Regions from separate parts of the Homo sapiens genome. Here region 1 is linked to region 2. The links are chromatin loops, found by intact Hi-C in ENCODE. Cell type or tissue: PC-3. All regions are shown on one strand. Links, peaks and the distances in the headings refer to the core of each region. The heading gives the core; the rest is flanking DNA.

Evidence for each region. A loop is a pair of places that touch in the nucleus more often than their neighbours do. Peaks named below come from ENCODE experiments on the same cell type or tissue, not always from the same donor. Only the 100,000 strongest peaks of a DNase experiment are listed, where the experiment ranks them.
Region 1: a loop joins it to region 2, with 5 times the contacts of the local background. A loop is called at or near these places in 4 of 110 quality-filtered maps.

The regions. Positions count from the first base shown.
Region 1 is chr12:54,865,812-54,875,485 of GRCh38, forward strand. No RefSeq gene overlaps it. Among named protein-coding and RNA genes, the nearest start is that of MUCL1, 16 kb to the left of the region's middle. In PC-3, for the core only: no CTCF peak of the experiment used is centred there; a DNase peak (open chromatin) is centred at 5,020.
Region 2 is chr12:54,931,753-54,941,426 of GRCh38, forward strand. It overlaps the pseudogene LOC105369778. Among named protein-coding and RNA genes, the nearest start is that of TESPA1, 48 kb to the right of the region's middle. RefSeq lists an enhancer at 3,239-4,438. In PC-3, for the core only: a CTCF peak has its summit at 3,760; DNase peaks (open chromatin) are centred at 1,899, 3,709 and 5,189; H3K27ac peaks cover 5,784 bases.

The sequences.
Region 1 (9,674 bases), core at 522-8,521, 66 kb before region 2:
GTTTATAAAAGAAAGAGGTTTAATTGACTCACAGTTCCACATGGCTGGGGAAACCTCATAAATAGTGTTCATCCCCTGAAATGATCTCAGGTTGCAAAACACAGTAGTTTATACCCAACCCAATGTTTGTAGGTTGGAATGTGGTGATTGCGATGGAAAAAAACAGTGGGTTTAGGGATGCAGAGAGGGGAGCATTGGGCCCTAAATTCAAGATGTCCCTCCTCATTTGATATGGTTTGGCTGTGTTCCCACCCAAATCCCACAATGAATTGTAATAATTCCCATGTGTCAAGGGCAGGGCCAGGTGAAGATAATTGAATCACAGGAGCAGTTTCACCCACACTGTTCTCATGGTAGTGAATAAGTCGCATGAGATCCGATGGTTATAAAAATGGGAGTTCCCCTGCACAAGCTCTCTTGCCTGCCACGATGTAAGATGTGACTTTGCTCCTCCTTTGCCTTCTTTTTTATTTTATTTTATTTTTGAGAAGAAGTCTTGCTCTGTCACCCAGGCTGGAGTGCAGTGGCACAATCTCAGCTCACTGCAACCTCTGCCCTTGGGGTTCAAGCGATTCTCGTGCCTTAGCCTCCTGAATAGCTGGGATTACAGGCATGCAGCACCACGCCTGGCTAATTTTTGTATTTTTAGTAGAGACAGGGTTTTGCCATGTTGGACAGGCTGGTTTTGAACTCCTGACCTCAAGTGATCCACTCTCCTCAGCCTCCCAAAGGGCTGAGATTACAGGTGTGAGCCACCATGTCTGGACTCCTTTGCCTTCTGATAGGTAGTTTTTTGATTCTCATCCTCACCCTCAACCCTCGAGTAGGTCCCAGTGTCCATTGTTCCATTCTTTGTGTCCATGTGTACTAAATGTTTAGCTTCCATTTATAAGTGAAAACATGTGGTATTTGGTTTTCTGTTCTTGTATTAATCCATTTAGGATAATGGCCGCCAGCTCCATCCATGTTGCGGCAAACGACATGATTTTATTTTATTTTTTTAGGGCTGCATGGTATTCCATGGTGTATATGTACCACATTTTCTTAATCCAGTCCACAATTGATAGGCATCTAGGTTGATTCCATGTCTTTGCTATTATTGTTAATAGTGCTGGGATGAACATACACGTGCATGTGTCTTCATGGCGAACAGTTTATATTCATTTGGGTAAATAAAAAGTAATGGGATTGCTGGGTTGACTGGTAGCTCTGTTTTAAGTTCTTCGAGAAATTGCCAAACTGCTTTCCACAGTGGCTGAATTAATTTACACTCCTGCCAACATTGTATAAGTGTTCTCTTTTCTCTGCAACCTTACCAGCATCTGTTATTTTCCTGACTTTTTAATAATAGCCATTTTGACTGGTGTGAGATGGTATCTCATTGTGGTTTTGATTTGCATTGCTCTAATGATTAGAGATGCTGAGTATATTTTTGTAAATTTGTTAGCTGTGTGTATGTCTTCTAAGAAATGTCTGTTCATGTTCTTTGTCCATTTTTTAAATGGGGTTATTTGTTTTCTGCTTGTTGATTTGTTCAAGTTCCTTATAGATTTTGGACATTGGACCTTTGTCAGATGCATAGTTTGCAAATATCTTCTCTCAATCTGCAGGTTGTCTGTTTACTCAGTTGATAGTTTCTTTTACTGTGAAGAGATGCTCTTTTGTTTAATTAGGTCTCACTTGTTAATTTTTTGTTTTTGTTGCAATTGCTTTTGGAGTCTTCATAATGAAATCTTTGCCAGGGCTGATGTCCAGAATGGTATTTCCTAGGTTTTCTTCTAGGGTTTTTATAGTTTTAGGTTTTACATTTAAGTTTCTAATTCATCTTGAGTTGATTTTTGTATATGGTGAAAGGAAAGGGTCCAGTTTCAATCTTCTGCATATGGCTAGCATGTTATCTCAGCACCATTTATTGAATAGGGAATCCCTTCTCCATTGCTTATTTTGTTGGCTTTGTCAAAGATCAGATGGTTGGAGGTGTGCGGCATTATTTCTCTACCCTGTTCCATAGGTCTATATGTCTCTTTTTTGTATTGTTCTATGCCATTTGGTTACTGTAGCCTTGTGGTATAGTTTGAAGTCAGGTAGCATGATGCATCCAGTTTTGTTCTTTTTGCTTATGATTGCTTTGGCTATTTGGGCTCCTTTTTGGTTTTCATATTAATTTTAGAAAAGTTTTTTTCTAATTCTATGAAAAACGTCATTAGTTCCATAGAAATAGCCTTGAATCTGTAAATTGCTTTGGGTAGTATGGCCATTTTGCCAATGTTGATTCTTCCTATTCATGAGCATGGAATGTTTTTCTATTTGTTTGTGTTATCTCTGTTTTCTTTCAGCAGTGTTTTGTAATTCTCACTGTGGAGATCTTCACTTCCCTGGCTACCTGTGTTCCTGGGTATTTTTGTTCAACATTCCTTTGGTGGCTATTATGAATGGAATTGTGTTCTTGATTTGGCTCTCAGCTTGGATGTTGTTAGTGTATAGAAATGCTACCAGCTTTTAAAAATTGATTTTGTTTCCTGAAATTTTGTTAGAGTTGTTTATCAGATCTAGGAGCCTTTGGGAAGAGACATTTGGATTTTCTAGGTATAGAATCGTATCATCTGCAGAGATAGTTTGACTGCCTCTCTTCCTATTTAGATGCCTTCTTTTTTTTTCATTTGCTTGATTGTTCTGGCTAGGACTTCCTAAAATCCTTCAAGTTGGGAAGATTCAAGACTTACCAGATTTATGTCTTTTTTGGAGGTGATGATAGGATGGTCCTCTAAAGAAGAAAAGAAGAAATTTATAGTTTTACAGTGTAACATATTTGGGAAACAGTGAGGGAAACATTAGGAGTATATGGTCTCTTCCCCAATGAATAGCCCCTTGCTGAAAAATAACTTGTATCAGTAGTTGTGGAGCAAGAGTAGGTTTACCTCAACCCAAACTTTGGTTCTTAAAATGTTTAATGTTATAGGCGTTTTACTCACATCAAGAAAATAATGACAAAAAAAAAAAGAAAATAATGACTACTTCCCTTCCTTACAAGGTATATTGAGATTGAGTACAATGGAATCTGTGCTACCCAGTATGCACAGTCATATGGAGAAATAAAGGACTTAACATCGGACTGACTGATGTGTAGACTTTATTTCTCTCAATCTAATCTGCTCTAGCTCTGTAGACAAGTGTCTGACCTATACTTTCCTTCCTATGCCATCAGGAAGGATTCAAATGCCCAGTTAAATTCAGTCCTCACAAAGGAAGTTTATTTGGATGGCTAACAATCCTTCTCCATTTAGACTCAATATAAGAAGGCTAAACTTGGATCTAAATTGTAAATCTGTCTTTGGCTTGAGGGTGGGCACAACACAAAGTATGTGGTTAGAGAGAATAATGAGACCAGTAACTGAAAGACATAATTAACATCAATCCACCCTCCTTCAATTAATTAAGTCTCCTTCAAATATGCTTGATTAAAAATTTTAAAATTCAATTTTGGGGTACTATTTGGACATATGGCTATTTACTAGGAGATTGTCATGCCCATTGATATCAGGAATGGCAAGGACTTCATGATAAAGTGTGGCAGGACAGCTCTACTGCTGAGGAAAAGGATAGAAACTGGGTTCCAGGCCCAGCTCACAGATTTGTTAACACTAGAGAAATACAGGTACTAGGAAGAAACTTTAGCTCTCATGTGCAATAGGATGGTTCAACCCGATAAGAATTGTTTGCAGAGAAACAACCATTTGAAGAACCAACAACTCAACCTGAGAGCTGAAGGCTAGAACACAGGTGTTTGGATTTGCGGTGAGCCCTACTTTTTGTCACCTGCTGGTCAGACTTCAACTTCGGTGGCTAGTCACTACCAAGCTGTGACTCCTTTAACTAAAATATTTGTGTGACAGCAGTCATATTAAACCTTTTTTTGAGGATATGACTTCTAGTGGAGAAATTACATGAGCTTGATATATCTTTTTTTCCACTGAGTTCTTTCTCCTCACCTGTCTTTAGTAAGCTTGTTATACTAATTAAGCCCTTTGACACCTTTCGCTTGCACCATTCACTAAGCATATAAGTATTCTCATATTTTTCCATTCTTAAAATAATTATTTTCTCTACATTTCACCTCATCTATCTACCAAATCATTTATTCTTTTTCCATTTGTAATAAACCTTTCACAGCGGTGAAGGAGTGTGGATGTGCTAAGTTGGCAATATTCAGTCAATAATTATAATAAGGATTGAAGAAGTCTTGGAAGTTTTATTATCTGGTGGGTGAAGTGAGAGTGAATGTCAGTTCATCTTCCTTAACAATTTCTGTCCCAATAACCTTAATGGAGTTGACTTGAATCAGAGAATTTGTAGTCTCACAGTTTGTGGAATACTGAAACACTGATATAGAAACTCCTGAAAGCAGCAGGATAAATATTTGAACAGAAGAGTGCTCATGTGAAGTTTGATCCAGCATGCCACTCAACATCAGGCTGCTCAGGAAATTAAGCAGTGCCTTACTGATATGAGCCAAAAAGTAACCAGTCATTTGCGTATGAAGGACAATAAAAAATAATCAAGTTATACTGTATGTATCCTACATTTTCAAAGTGTGGATTGCAACTTGGAGCCACTATTTCTTTTGTCCTCTTTCCCCCATCTCTGTTATGGACATGATAGTCTGTGGGAAAGATACATACACATACAAACATACATTCACACATCCTGAGATAGATGTGCTTGGTTTTTGGAATTTTATCCCAGTAAGAGAGGAAAACAGCAGATATTTTGTCTACACTTTGGCATTTTAAAGAGTGCTAAGGATTTTTCTAATTCTAAAGCTCTACCTTGTATATAAAGATAATTTTTTTTCCCTGTAGACCAGGAGTCAGCAAACTTTAAATGAGCAGACAGACTTTATGGGGGCATATATTCTGTCGGAACTAGTCAACATCGCTATTGTAGTGCAGCTGTAGACAATAGGTAAACAGATGGGTGTGACTACGTTCCAATGAAGCTTCCTTTACAAACAGGTGGTGGCCCAATAGTCCTGTGACTCATCTTTTGATGATTCCCTTAGACTCAAGCTGAACAGTTTTCCATTTTAGAATACTTGACTATGTGCTAGTTTAGTATATCTTCCGTTTATCTCTAAGCCAGTCTTTCTAACCTTAGGCCAAACTCTTGAATTTATTTAATTACGTTAATGATGGTTAAGAAGATGATGACATCTACTAGTTATGGAGATCCAGAAATATTTTAGGTTCTTTTTATATGTATAGTCAATTATCAATATTTGCAGGAGTTATGTTCTAAAAAGTCTCCACAAACTCTGAATTTGTGCCTAATGAACCATTGTTCTTAGCATAGTAAAGGGTTATATTCCTGAAAGCCTCTGGCACATTTTTGTCAACTGATCAAAGCAAAACTTTATTAAAATAATGTGTGTTTCTGTTTTAAAGTTATTCTATTTAATATATATTCTGATTTATTAACATTGAACTCATGTCCAACAGCGTTATAATTCATGTCTCAATGATGTTTATCTAACCCACATATTTTTTCCCTATGGCACATCACAGTGTTTTTGTACTTTGGAACACTGGACAGCACTTCAGTACTATGCTTGCAAGACATTTTAAACAGTGAAATCATCAAGAAAATTAATAAAAATATGAAAACATGGCACTGAGTAGATCACTCACTAACAAAACTTTACAGTATGAGAACTGAAACAAGGAGGCAGAGCATTGCCTTGTTCATCCTCAGCTGGAAACATGCACATCGGTGACAAAGTTTTCACCAGCTCTGCATGTCCATAAAGGACCATGAAAGTACACTGAGTATTGACTTTGGGCTTAGAAATAAGCTTTAGCAAGTAGACAGATGTGCAGATATGCAACCTATGAATAATGAGGATTGACTCTAACTTTAATAGATTATTTAAAATATGATATTTTATTAATATTCCCATTTTACAATTGGGGAACTAGAAGGTTAATCCTTAAATAAATTTTACAAAGTTACACAGTTAGTAAATGGAGAACCCTGTATTTTAGCTTTTGTTATACGATCTTAAGCAAATGATTTAATTTTGTTACGCAGAAACTGTGTGTTACATTAGGAATGTTAAAATAAATTTATAATTATTTACTTGGAAATATCCACCTTGATCCTCACTAGATTTCAGGTTGTATGAGTTTTGGCTATCTGTAAATGCAGGTCTCTTTGCTATGCTTTCTCATATGCTGTTTGTTGAAAGTGTGGCAATGGCATTGAAAGTGAATAGAGTGGGACAAACACATCATTGCATTATTTAAAGAAATTTAAGCATAAAAGAGGGGATATTGAGGGCAATTCTTAAACTGTTAATAATGCTAACAATAGTAACATTTAATAACATCATAGGCATATGCTAAATCCTTTCCATAGGTTATCTCATTGTTTTCCTCTCAGACCGTATGGTTTACAAGTATTATCATTCTTATTTTATAGAAAAGAACACTATGACTCAATAAAGTTATGTCATGCAAAGATCACAACAGCTACTAGGAATCAAAGCTTGGTTTTAATCCAACTACTTATCCTGTTATATTATTTTTACTTTAGATTTAAATATATTTGGGAAATCTTTTGATTATTTATGAAAATTGAAAGATTCAGAGAGAAAGACACAAGTTGTCATGGAGACAAAAATCAAATTCAGATACCTTGTACTCTTTTTGGTCCTATACCATTGCATTCAGCTGTCTTCAAAGTTCCATAAAAGTTAAGAAATGGCAATATGAGTTCTCAAGGTGTATGTGTGCATAATGCTCAAGCTCTCCTTGGTCTTAGGAAACTTTGTGCTCATGTAGTTGTGAGGGCATGAAACACTTTACACGGTCCCTAAAATTCCACATTCTTGACTTACTTATAGAGAACAAATATTTTCTGATGCATCTGTAAACTTTGTTTTGTCTTTATCTTTGTAAGTCTTTGAGTTCTGGAACCTACATCTCATTTTCATTTCCTACTCTATTCTGATCCATTTTCTTGAAGGATAGTCAATAGCCCCAAGAGGAAGGTTGCTTTATTTAATTGGGTTAATTTATTATTACTATTAATAAAATTAATATTGGTTTTGTCTGTTACATTAAGGATTTTCACAAATACTGGTGATGACAGTAGTAGAAGAGTAAGAAGTCAGAAGAACAAAAAATGTGACTCTAAGAACTTAAAATACAATCAGGAACACAAACATAAATATTTCTAGTAATTTCTAGTAATTTGCTGATAAATATTTTTAAAACATTTTTTAAAACATAAAGTCTTCTATTTATAGCATTTTTTGGTTTCTAGGGTACAATGTTTCTACCATGGCTAATTTATTTATTACCTTAAAGGTAAATGAATTAATCTAATCTCCTCACTGAAAAGGCAGTGGCTGAATGGATGAAAAATATAAGACTGAAAGTATAAGCTGTCTATAAGAAGCTCACTTTGAAATGAAGAATAGACATAGGCTAGAAGTAGGGGAGAATTTCTTTTTTTTTTTTTTTTTTTTTACAAATGCCAGCAAAAGACAATAGGATGACTATACTTATATCAGACAAAATAGACTTGAAGTTAAAATCTGACACACTAGACAAGGGCTCTGTACAGTGATAAGGCGGCCAATTAATCAAGAGGCTACTAAAATTGTAAATATATATACACCCAGCATATGCACAACTAAATATATAAGGCAAACATTGACAGAACTGTAGGGAGAAATAGATAACAATACAGTAATAGTAGAACTCTTCAATACCCTACTTTCAGTAGTAGATAGCAAATCCAGGCAAAAGACCAATAAGGAAACAGAGGACTTGAATAACACTGTAGACCAAATGGACTTAAAAGACATATACAGAGCATTCCACCTACCAGTAGAAGAATACAGATTCTTCTTAAGCATGTAGGTCTTTCTCCAGGATAGACCACATGTTAAGTTACAGATCTTAACAAATTTAAAAAGATTCAAATTTAACTAAAAATCATTTCTGACCACCATGAAATAAAACTAGAAAGCAACAGCAGAAAGAAACCTAAAAAATTTACAAATATGTGGAAATTAAATAACAAACTCTCGAACAACCACTGGGTCAAAGGAAAAAATAAAAAGAAATTAGAAATTACAAAAATGAAGTACAACATACTAAAACTTACAGAATGCACCAAAATAGTATTAAGAGGGAAGTTCATAGCAATAAATGCCTATATTAAAAAAAGAAAAATCTTAAAGAACCTAAATTTATACTTAAAGGGGCTATAAAAGAAGAATAAACTAAACCCAAGGTTAGCAGAGGAAAGAAAAAACAAAGATTAGAGAAGAAATAAATGAAAAATTTATTATAATGACATTAGAAAACCCTCAGTAAGACTAAGAGTTGGTTTTCTGAAAAGGTAAAAAAAAATCGACAAACTCTTAGCTAGACTTAGAAAAAAAGACAAAAGGCTCAAATAAATAATACCAAAAATGAAAGAAAATATGTTACTACTAATGCCACAGAAATGAAAATGATCATAAGACACAACTATGAAAAATTATACACCAGTAAACTATAACCTAAAATAAATGGATAAATTCCTACACATATACAATCTATCAACATTAAATAATACAGAAATAGAATGTTTACAACAGGCTTATAATTTGCATAAAGATTGATTCAGTAATTTAAAAATTCCCAACAAAGAAAAGCTTAGGACCAGACGGTTTCATGGGTGAATTCTACCAAATATTTAAAGAATTAACCCTAATATTTCTCAAGCTCTTCCTAAAATATTGAAGAGAAGAAGGCTGTTAAACTGTTCCTGTTTACAGACAATATAACCTGATTTGTAGAAAACCCTAAAGACTCCACCAAAAAGCTGTTAGAACTAACAAACACATTCAGTAAAGTTGTAGGACATGAAAACAACATGTAAAAATCAGTTGCAATTCTATAAACTAACAACAAAATCTCTGAAAAAAAATTAGGAAAACAACCCCATTTGCGATAGCACCAAAAAGAATAAATACTTAGAAATGAACTGCACTAAGAAGGTAAAAGACTCTTATACTGAAACAATAATAATGGATAAAAGAAATTAAAGCCTCAAATAATAGAAAGATATCCTGTGTTTATGAATTGGAAGACTTAATGTTATTAAAGTCTTTACTATTCAAAGTGATCTACAGATTCAGTGCAATCCTTGTCAAAATGTCAATGGCGTTTTGGATTAAAATGGAAAAAACAATTGTAAGATTTAGGCAAATCCACAAAACACCATGAACAACCAAATCAATCCTGAGAAAGAACAAAGCTGGAAACATCATACTTCCTGATTAAAATATTTTAGAAAGCTACAGTAATTAAAACAGTACGATGTTGCTATAAAGACAGACATATAGACCAATGAAACAGAACAGACAGCCCAGAAATAAATCCATACATATATGGTCAGCTGATCTCCAATAAGGATGCTAAGATAAATAATGGAAAAATGATAGTCTCTTCAACAATTGGTGTAGGAAAAGTGGAAATCCACTTAAAAAGAATAAAATTTGACCCTTATCCTGCATCAGACAGAAGAACAATCCTAAAATAAATTAAAGACTTAAATGAAAGACCTGAAAATGCAAAATGCCTAGAAGAAAATGTAGGGTGAAATCTTCATTTTATTGGTCC
Region 2 (9,674 bases), core at 712-8,711:
CCCGTCCAGTTGGCAGGTAGGCACATGTAGGTGGAAGAGCCACATAAAAAGAAGAGACCTTTTGCCAGGCAGAACTGGAAATTTAAAGTGAAAAGGTGAGAGGGTGTACTGAAAGAGGAATCCTGCACCCAAAATCCTAGAGATCCAGCGAGGGTAGCAGCTGTTAGAGGTTGTAATGGGGATTGATGGTGCAACTGTGTAGAGGGCGGGGTTCAGTTTTCATGGTGTATGAAAAAGCACATAGTGTTTACAAGTAACCTTTCACTGCTATTCATGGGGCTGGGTATAAGCAAGCAAGAGGAGGGGCTAGGAGGAGATTCAGATGAGCAGGGGGAGGGTAGCCAATGATGGAGTGAGATGCAGGGTAGGTGTCTTCCTAAACAATAGTGATTGCCAATGTTTTTTAGTTTGTCAGTAATGATAGAGGTCTTATCAGTAATGCAAAGTTGGAATGCTACCATCTGTTTGATAATGTGTGTGGCTGGGTTCTGGAGATAAAGAGTAAAGGAACATGTGGACAGTGGAAGGTTGCCTAAAAGGATTCCAGTAGGCTGTTGTCGGGAGATGCATAAAGGAGCGGCAACAGGGATAGGATAGTTGTTTGTGTGGTTAGGGGTCCAAATTTGGGGGGGGGGGGTGCAATTGACATAAGGAGAAAGGTGCCGTAAGTAGATGCGGAGAAGTGTGGCAGCTTGTTGGTGTGAAATGTCTAGGGAGTTCTCACCATATCTGTCTAGAAAGTAAAGAAGTTCCTCAGGCGGGTAAAGATGAGGGCTATTTTCACTTCTTTTGTGGATCTTTAGTTGCTTCAGGCCATCTGGGTGTATACGTGCAGGTCACAGGGGACATGATGGCTTAGCTTGGGCTCAGAGGCCTGACATTCCCGTCTTCTTGTATTAATAAGAAAAATAAAATGAAATAGTGAAGCGTTGGAGCAGCACAAAATCTCAGAGGCCTGACAAGTAAAGATTTTATTGGGTGAAAAGGGGGGGAAAATGGAAAAACAGAGACTCTTGGTGAAGTGAGAGAGTGTGCTTTCTGCCTTGCAGATTGAATCCCAGGTTCCACCCAGGAAGAGGAGAGGCCAGGCTCCTCCCCACTGCAAATGGCACGAACTTCTGTGGCTCCACCCCAGAGTGCACTCCTCCCAGTGTGCAGACCAGCTGGAGTTTTGCCAGGGAGCCCTTCCCACCTGGCTGTCTCATTATTACCAGATTTTAGCTGAGGCAAATAGCTGATATTTCTGGCTTTTGAGCATCTTTACAAAGGGTAATCTCCCCAGTGAAGCCAATAAGCATTAATAAGGTTATGACTTAACTATGGAAGCGTTCATACAATTTATATGATTACTGAGTACTCTAATTGTAAGGAGAAGTTAAGAATAGCTGGTTGTCAATCTTTATGTTAGTGGAAAGAGGGTTCTCAGATCTCATGAAAGAAAAATTAGGGGTGAGTCCACAGAGTCCACAGAGTAGAGTGAAAGCAAGTTTATCAAGAAAGTAAAAAAATAAAAGGGTGGTTACTCCATAGACAGAGCAGCCCTAATGGCTGTTGTTTGGCTATTTTTATTGTTATTTCTTGATTATATGCTAAGCAAGGGGTGGATTATCTATATGTTTTCCAGTAAAGGGGAAGGCAATTCCTGGAACTGATGGTTCTGCCCCGTTTTAGGCCATACAGGGCAACTTCCTGGCATTGCTGTGGCATTTGTAAACTGTCATGATGCTGTTAGGAGTATCTTTTAGCATGCTAATACATTATAATTAGTGTATAATGAGCAATGAGAATGACTAGAGGTCACTTTCATTGCTATCTTGGATTTGTTGGGTTTTGGCTGGCTTCTTTACCACATCCTGTTTTATCAGTGAGGTCTTTGTGACCTTTATCTTGTGCCAGCCTTCTTTCTCATCCTGTGACTAAGAATGTAGCCCAGCAGGTCTAAGCCTAATTTTACCCATCCCCTATTCAAGATGGAGTCACCTGGTTTGAATACCTCTGGCACTAACTTAGTCATTAAAGAGAATTTTTAAGACAAAATCTCAACTTAGCTGTTATCCAGGAATGAGGCTCAGGCTAAAGACTGCTCTCTACCATTGTAAAAGCAGGAAAAGTCACCTTCCTTTCCAGAAGCAAGCAGAACTCCAGAATGGAATTGTAATAGCAAAATAAACCTTAGATCTCACTCCAATTTTGGGAGATCAAGGCTTCACTGGAGAGGATGAAGCTCCCAGACCTCAGCAAGTTGTCCTATTGGTTTGAGCAATAAAAATAGCCCAAGTTAGTATCAGGCACCGTTAGGAGTTTTGCCACAGGTCAAGGGCCACCTCCACTCAGAATTTCATCATGGTTGCCAATTTGTAAACCTAAAACAGTGTCTCTATTAATTTAAAGGTTCATTTTGTCAAGGTTGAGGTTGTCCCTAGGAAGAAGAGACACAAGCCACGGTAGGATCTGTGGCCCACAATTTTTCCAAAGAGGATTTTGAGGGCTTCAATATTTAAAGTGGAAAAAGTGGGTGGGTGGGGAAAGGAGGAAGGAAAAAAAAGGGAGAATATGGTCACATTCTTGTGAGGCTTGGGTTAGCTATCACTGAATCTACCTGTTACATGTGAAAAGGAAAAGATAGAGGAATAGCCAATTATATATTTGTCTTGCACTTCATAAATCTGTACTTTGCTTAAGTTAAAGTAAACAAAGAGGAGAAGTCAAATATGCATTCATCTCAGGGTGGACAGGGGGACAATTTTTAGTTTCCTTTTGTTCCATACCTGTAAAGATAAGCTGTTAATTTACATTGTCACGGTGAGGGAGGCCCCTTGAGTAGATATATGTCCTCCTGTCTCATAACTATCTGTTTAGGAACAAAAGTAAAGTCAGCATTTTACATGACTCAGTTTCAAAGCTTTATTTTTCCCTTTGGTATAGTGAGTTGGAGTCCTGAGATTTTATTTCCCTTTCACAGGGGTACAGACACATTGAGGATGAAGAGGTTTCAACCATTTTTCTTCTAAGAAGAAAGTATAATAGACTCTTGGGTAGGACCTCAAAAATTGATCATCAGGAATTAATCATCCCTTTCCACTCCCAATAATTCTACCTTTCTACAAGCATAGTTGATTTTTAATCACATTTTTTTTTGAGACAGAATTTTGCTCTTGTTGCCCAGGCTGGAGTGCAATGGCACAATCTCAGCTCACTGCAACCTCCACCTCCCGGGTTCAAGCAATTCTCCTGCCTCAGCCTCCTGAGTAGCTGGGATTACAGGCACCCGCCACCACACCTGGCTAATTTTTTGTATTTTTAGTAGAGACGTGGTTTCACCATGTTGGCCAGGCTGGTCTCAAACTCCTGACCTCAGGTCATCCATCCGTCTCAGCCTCCCGAAATGCTGGGATTACAGGAATGAGCCACCACGCCCGGCCCACATTTCTTAATTGCCATGAATTCTTAAAGGTTTTTCTGAACTCACAGCCCTTTCAATTTTATGGAAAATTTTTGTTTGCAAGGATTTCCAAAGCAGAAGTTTTTAGCACTTGCTCAGTAATCGTCATGTGCTTCCTTATTATTACTGACAGTTAGTTCCCTCTTGGGTCCTTTCTTAACTTTGTTATACTGAAATCTTAGCTCTTTCTCTCCTCCAATTCTTTGGCAGGAAGAACATCCGTTCTCTGTTCTTTGCAGGTAACAACGTGGCTTAGACATGTAAGCAATGACTCAGTTCCTACTCAGTCTGCTCTTTCTTCAGCTGAGTCATCCTGACACCCACTGGACAAACTGAAATAGTCTTAGTCTTTTTTGTGTTGCTATAATAGAATACGTGAGGCTGAGTAATTTATAAAGAACAGAGGTCTTTTACCTCACAATTCTGATGGCTAGAAAGTTTGAGATTGGGCAGCTGTATCTGGTGAGGGCCTCAGGCTGCTTGCAGTCATGGTGGAAAGTAGAAAGGCAGGTCATGCAAACATATCACATGGTGAGACAGGAAGCAAGAGAGAGAAACCAAGGAAGTCAGGCTCTTTTTAACAAACCACTCTCCTACGAACTAATCTATTCCTATGAGAACAAGAGAGAACAAGAACTTGCCCCCACAAGAGAACATTAATCTATTCAGGAGGGATCTTCCCTTATAACCCCAAAACCTCCAACTAGGCCCCACCTCCCAACACTACCACACTGGGGATACAATTCCAACATGAGTTTCAGAGGGAAGAAACTCAAATCTATGGCACAGCCCAATGCATTTTTAAGGCATTTTTAGTAACAAATAAACTTAGAAAAAAAAAAATCTCAACCGTCTCTTTGCAACTGGGCAGGTTCACTTCCTTCTGAAGAACTAGACTCCTCAAGGACAGGAAATGGGCCCAGGCTTCCCTCATACTGTTCCATCGGGTAGCTTCTAAGGCTCTACTTTCAAATTGCTTACCTTGTTTCTTTGGGCATACCTATGAATAGAAGGGCCCAGTGCCTGCATTCTAGTAGTGATATACATTGAGAAACACATTGTATTCAAATGGATAACTTGAGATCTATTTCTGTTGTAGGAACTAACATAGAATTCATTTCAGTGTATAAGAAAGCCTTTAGATCTAACTTGAATCATTCTGGTTGTTTTTAAGCTCATTGAATGTAAAAGTATTTCTTATAATTCATTTGGGGGAGGATAATGCAAGGTAGAAAGAAACCACATGGAAAAATACCTCATGACTAAATCAAAGATTCAAACAATTAATATTGGTAAATCTGAGGTAATCTAGTTTAATATCCTTAGTCTTCATTCGTTCATGTATTTAGTCACAGAGCAACTCAGGCATAAAGCACTATTCTAGCCCTTGAGGATAATAGTGGACAAAAAGGACAAAAATACCTTCCCTCATGAGCTTACATTCTACTAAGGAGAAAGAGACAATGAACACATTAAATAAGTAAACATAAAATGTGAAATAGGATAAGTTCTATGGAGAAAAATTATGGCAGGAAAGGGGTAAATAGAAGATGTGGGCTGGTGCAGGTGGAATTGGAAGTGGATGAGAACACTGAGGCTGAAAGATGGAGAGAGACTTGTCCAGGGTCAGGCAGCAGGTTGGAGCCATGATGAGACAAGAATCAAGGTTTCTTTACCTTCAGTCCTGTGTACATTTCTCTACTCCTCCTGCATGTGCGAAGATCAGAAGGCACCCTTACGCAGATCACTGCATCCTGACTCACCCTGTTGAAAGTCAACAGGTTAAAATGCAGAACAATGTATTTTTTTCTTAAAATGTTGATACAATAACTGGTAAGTTTAGGGAGTGGTGGAATATGAAAAGGGAGTAACTGTGCCTTAAACTGCGACTTGTAAAAAAAATATAATTCCCTGGTATACATTTGACTTGGTTTAGAAAGCACTCTCTTATTCTTTTGTCTGATCTTCACAACAATAACTTGAGAGGAAAGCAAGCTTTATATTATTATCCCCATTTTAACAAATGAGGAAACTCTCAGGGTGCTCTTGAGCTGTCTCTGAATCTAACTAGAGCCAAATACCTGAGAATCTGGCTAACTTGAAGAGCTAACTTGAAATAAACACCCAATCCCTAGATTTTAGCAACTCTGGAGACCTTGTTAAAAATTTAGACAAATTAGATTTAAAAGAATTTATTTGAGCAAGGAATGATTCATGAATCAGTCAGCACTAATGTGATGGTTAATATTAGGTGTCAACTTGGTTGGATTGAAGGATGCCTAGATAGGGGGTAAAGTATTGTTTCTGGGTGTGTCTGTGAGGCTGTTTCCAGAGGAGACTGACATTTGAGTTCATAGACTGGGAGAGGAAAGCCCACCCTCAATGTGTGTGGGCACCTTTCAGTTGGTTGCTAACTCAGCTAGAACAAAGAAGGTGGAAAAAAAGTGGGATAAGCTGGCTTGCTGAGTCTTCTGGCTTTCATCCTCCTCCCATGCCAGATGTTTCCTCCCTTTCCTCCTGCCTTTGGACATCAGCCTCCAGGTTCTTTGGCCTCTGAACACTTGGACTTACACCAGTGGTTTGCCGGGGGCTCTCGGGCCTTTGGCGATAGACTGAAGGCTGCACTGTCGGCTTCCCTGCTTTTGAGCCTTTTGGACTATTGGCTCCTTTCTTCCTCAGTTTACAGGTGGCCTATTGTGGGACTTTGCCTTGAGATCATGTGAGCCAGTTCTCCCTACTCAACTCCTTTCATATATTCATATATCCTATTAGTAATGTCCCTCTAGAAAACCTTGACCAATACAACACAGAACCAGACAAAGTTCAGAAAGCTCAGCCAAGCAGTGTGAGCCGTGAGCTTTTACAGGCTACACACAGAAGCTGAGTAGAGATATCATCTGATAACTAGGAATCTGCCTTATTTGGACATGGTGTGATGAAACATTTGCCTTTTTTGGGCATGATGTGATGAGTTGGCTGCCTGTGATTGATCGAAGTTTAATTATTTATAATTGGCTTTTGTTACAAAAAAAGTTCCAGACATACTCATTTTGTTGTGTTTTATTTTATTGTACTTTGCAGATATTGAACTTATTACAAATTGAAGGTTTGTGGCAACCTTGCATGGAGCAAGTCTATTAGCACCATTTTCCCAATAACATGTGCTCCTTCACGTCTCTGTGTCACATTGTTGATATTCTTGTAATAGTTCAAACTTTTTCGTGCTATGGTGATCTGTGATCAGTGATCCTTAATGTTACTATTGTACTTGTTTTGGGACACCACAAACTGCCCAAATATGATGGCAAAGTTAATTGATAAAGGTTGTGTGTGTCTTCTGACTTTTCCATTGATTGGCTGTCACCTCACCTCATCTTTCTCCCTTTCCTCCGGCCTTCCTATTTCCTGAAACACAACAATATTGAAATTAGGCCAATTAACAACCCTGCAATGGCTTCTAAGTGTTTAAGCCAAAGGAAGAGTCGCATATCCCTCACTTCAAATCAAAAGCTAAAAATGATTACGCTTAGTGAAGAAGCCATATCAAAAGCTGAGATCATCCAACAGCCAGGCCTCTTGCACCAAACAGCCAAGTGGTGAATGCAGAGGGAAAATTCTTAAAAGAAATTAAAGTTGCTACTCTAGTGAACACACAAGTGATAAGAAACTGAAACAGCCTTGTTGCTGATATGAAGAAAGTTTTAGTGATCTGGATAGATCACAGAAGACACAACATTCCCTTAAGCCAAAGCCTAATCCAGACAAAGATTCTAACTCTCTTCTATGAACTTCATAAAACTCTTAGTTCTATGAAGGCTGAGAGAGGTGAGGAAACTGCAGGAAAAAAGTTTGAAACTAGCAGAAGTTGGTTCATGAGGTTTAAGGAAATACATTATCTCTATTGCATAGAAGTGCAAGGTGAAGCAGCAAAGTGCTGATGTAAAAGCTCCCGCAAATTATCCAGAAAATCTAGCTAGGGTAATTGATGGAGGTGGCTACAGTAAACAATGAATTTTCAGTGTAAGTAAAACAACCTTCTATTGGAAGAAGATCCCATCTAGGACTCTCATAACTAGAGAGGAGACATCAATACCTGGCTTCAAAGCTTCAAAGGACAGCCTGATTCTTGTTAGGGTCTAACGCAGTTGGAGGTTTAAGTTGAAGACAACCTTCATTGACCATTCCAAAAATCCTAGCGTCCTTGAGAATTATACTAAAACTATTCTGCTTATGCTGTATAGATGGAAAAAAGCCTGGATGGATGACAGCACATCTTTTTATAGCATGGTTTACTGAATATGTTAAGCCCACTGTTGAAATCTACTGCTCAGAAAAAAAATATTATTTTTCAAAATATTACTGTTCATTGACAATGCACCTGGCCACTCAAGAGCTCTGATGGAGATGTACAAGACAATTAATCTTTTTCATATCTACTAACAAAACATTTGTTCTGCAGCTCATTAAGGAGTAACTTCAACTTTTAAGTTGTATGTTTAAGAAATACATTTTGTAAGGCTTTACAAAATGGATGGATCTGGGCAAAGTAAATAAAAAACCTTCGGGAAAGAATTTGCCATTCTAGATGCCATTAAGAACATTTGTGATTCACGGGTGAAGTCAAAATATCAACATTAACAGGAATTTGGAAGGTGTTGATTCCAACACTCAAGGATGACTTTGAAGGGTTCAAGACTTCAGTAGAGGAAATAACTGTAGATGTGGTGGAAATAGCGAGAGAACTAGAATTAGAAGTGAAGCCTGAAGATGTCATGGAATTGCTGCTTTGATAAAACTAACAAATGAGGCAGGGAGTGGTGGCTCATGCCTATAATACCAGCACTTTAGGAGGCTGAGGCAGGTGTGTCACCTGAGGTCAGGAGTTTGAGACCAGGTTGGCCAACATGGTGAAACCCTGTCTCTGCTAGAAATACAAAAATTAGCCAGCCGTGGTGGAGCGTGCCTGTAATCCCAGCTACTGGGGAGGCTTAGGCAGGAGAATCGCTTGAACCCAGGAGGTGGAGGCTGCAGTGAGCCCAGATCGCACCATTGCACTCCAGCCTGGGTAACAAGAGTAAAACCCCATCTCAAAAAAAAAAAAAAAAAAAAAAAAGCAGTTATTTCATATGGATTAGCAAAGAAATTGGTTTCCTGAGATGCAATGTACTCCTGGTGAAGACGTTGTAAACATTGTTGAAATAACAACAAAAGATTTAGACTATTACATAATCTCAATTGATAAAGTGGCAGTGGGGATTGAGAGGATTAACTCAAATTTTGAAAGAAGTTCTGTTGTGGGTAAAATGCTATCAAACAGCATTGAAAGCTACAGAGAAATCTTTCACGAAAGAGTCAATCATCGCACAAACTTTATTGTTTTATTTTAAGAAATTGCTACAGCCACACCAATTGTTAGCAACCACCACCCTGATCAGTCATCAGCTATCAACATGGAAGCAAGACCCTCTACCAGCAACAAGGTTACAGCCTGCTGAAGCTTCAGATGATCATTGGCATTTTTTAAATAATTAATAGAATATTTGAATATTAAGATGTGTACTTTTTTTTGACATAATGTGATCACACACTTAATAGATGGCAGTATAGTGTAAACATAACGTTTATATGCACTGGGAAACTAAAAATTCATATGACTCACTTTACTGCGATATTTGCTTTATTGCAGTGGTCTAGAACTGAATATGCAATATCTGAGAATCCGGATGAGGTAGTCCTGTGCTCTTAAATTAGGTTGCAGTTTGTTAGAAAGCAACTCAAAGTACATTCACAGCCTCAGGCTAACAGCCTCCTACTTTTAAAATTTAACAGTCTGTATCTTCTCCAAGCCAGATGAATGCTTCCTCTCCCTCACTTCCCATCCAAGCCGTCCCCACTGCCGTATTCCACCCAGTAGCCTCAGAGGCCTCTCTGTAGCTCAGGAAAGTGATCTCCTAAAGGCTTCTCCACCCATGTCACTTTCCTTGGAATTAGCTCCCTGTAATGACCTTGGCTTTCCCTGGCCTCCCCTTAGAATTCACTTAGGAAGTCCAATTTGCATACATACGCTTGTCACTTTTTGTTTTTTTGGGCAGCACTTATGAGCTCTAGCCTGTTTCCTGAGGGAGCCTATCTCCCACATTGGCCTCTCTTCCTTCTACACGGCTTTCAGATAATGCAGGATAGAAATGGGAGGTGGGAGAAAGTCATGGCTGAGAAAAGTCAGCACTGAAAG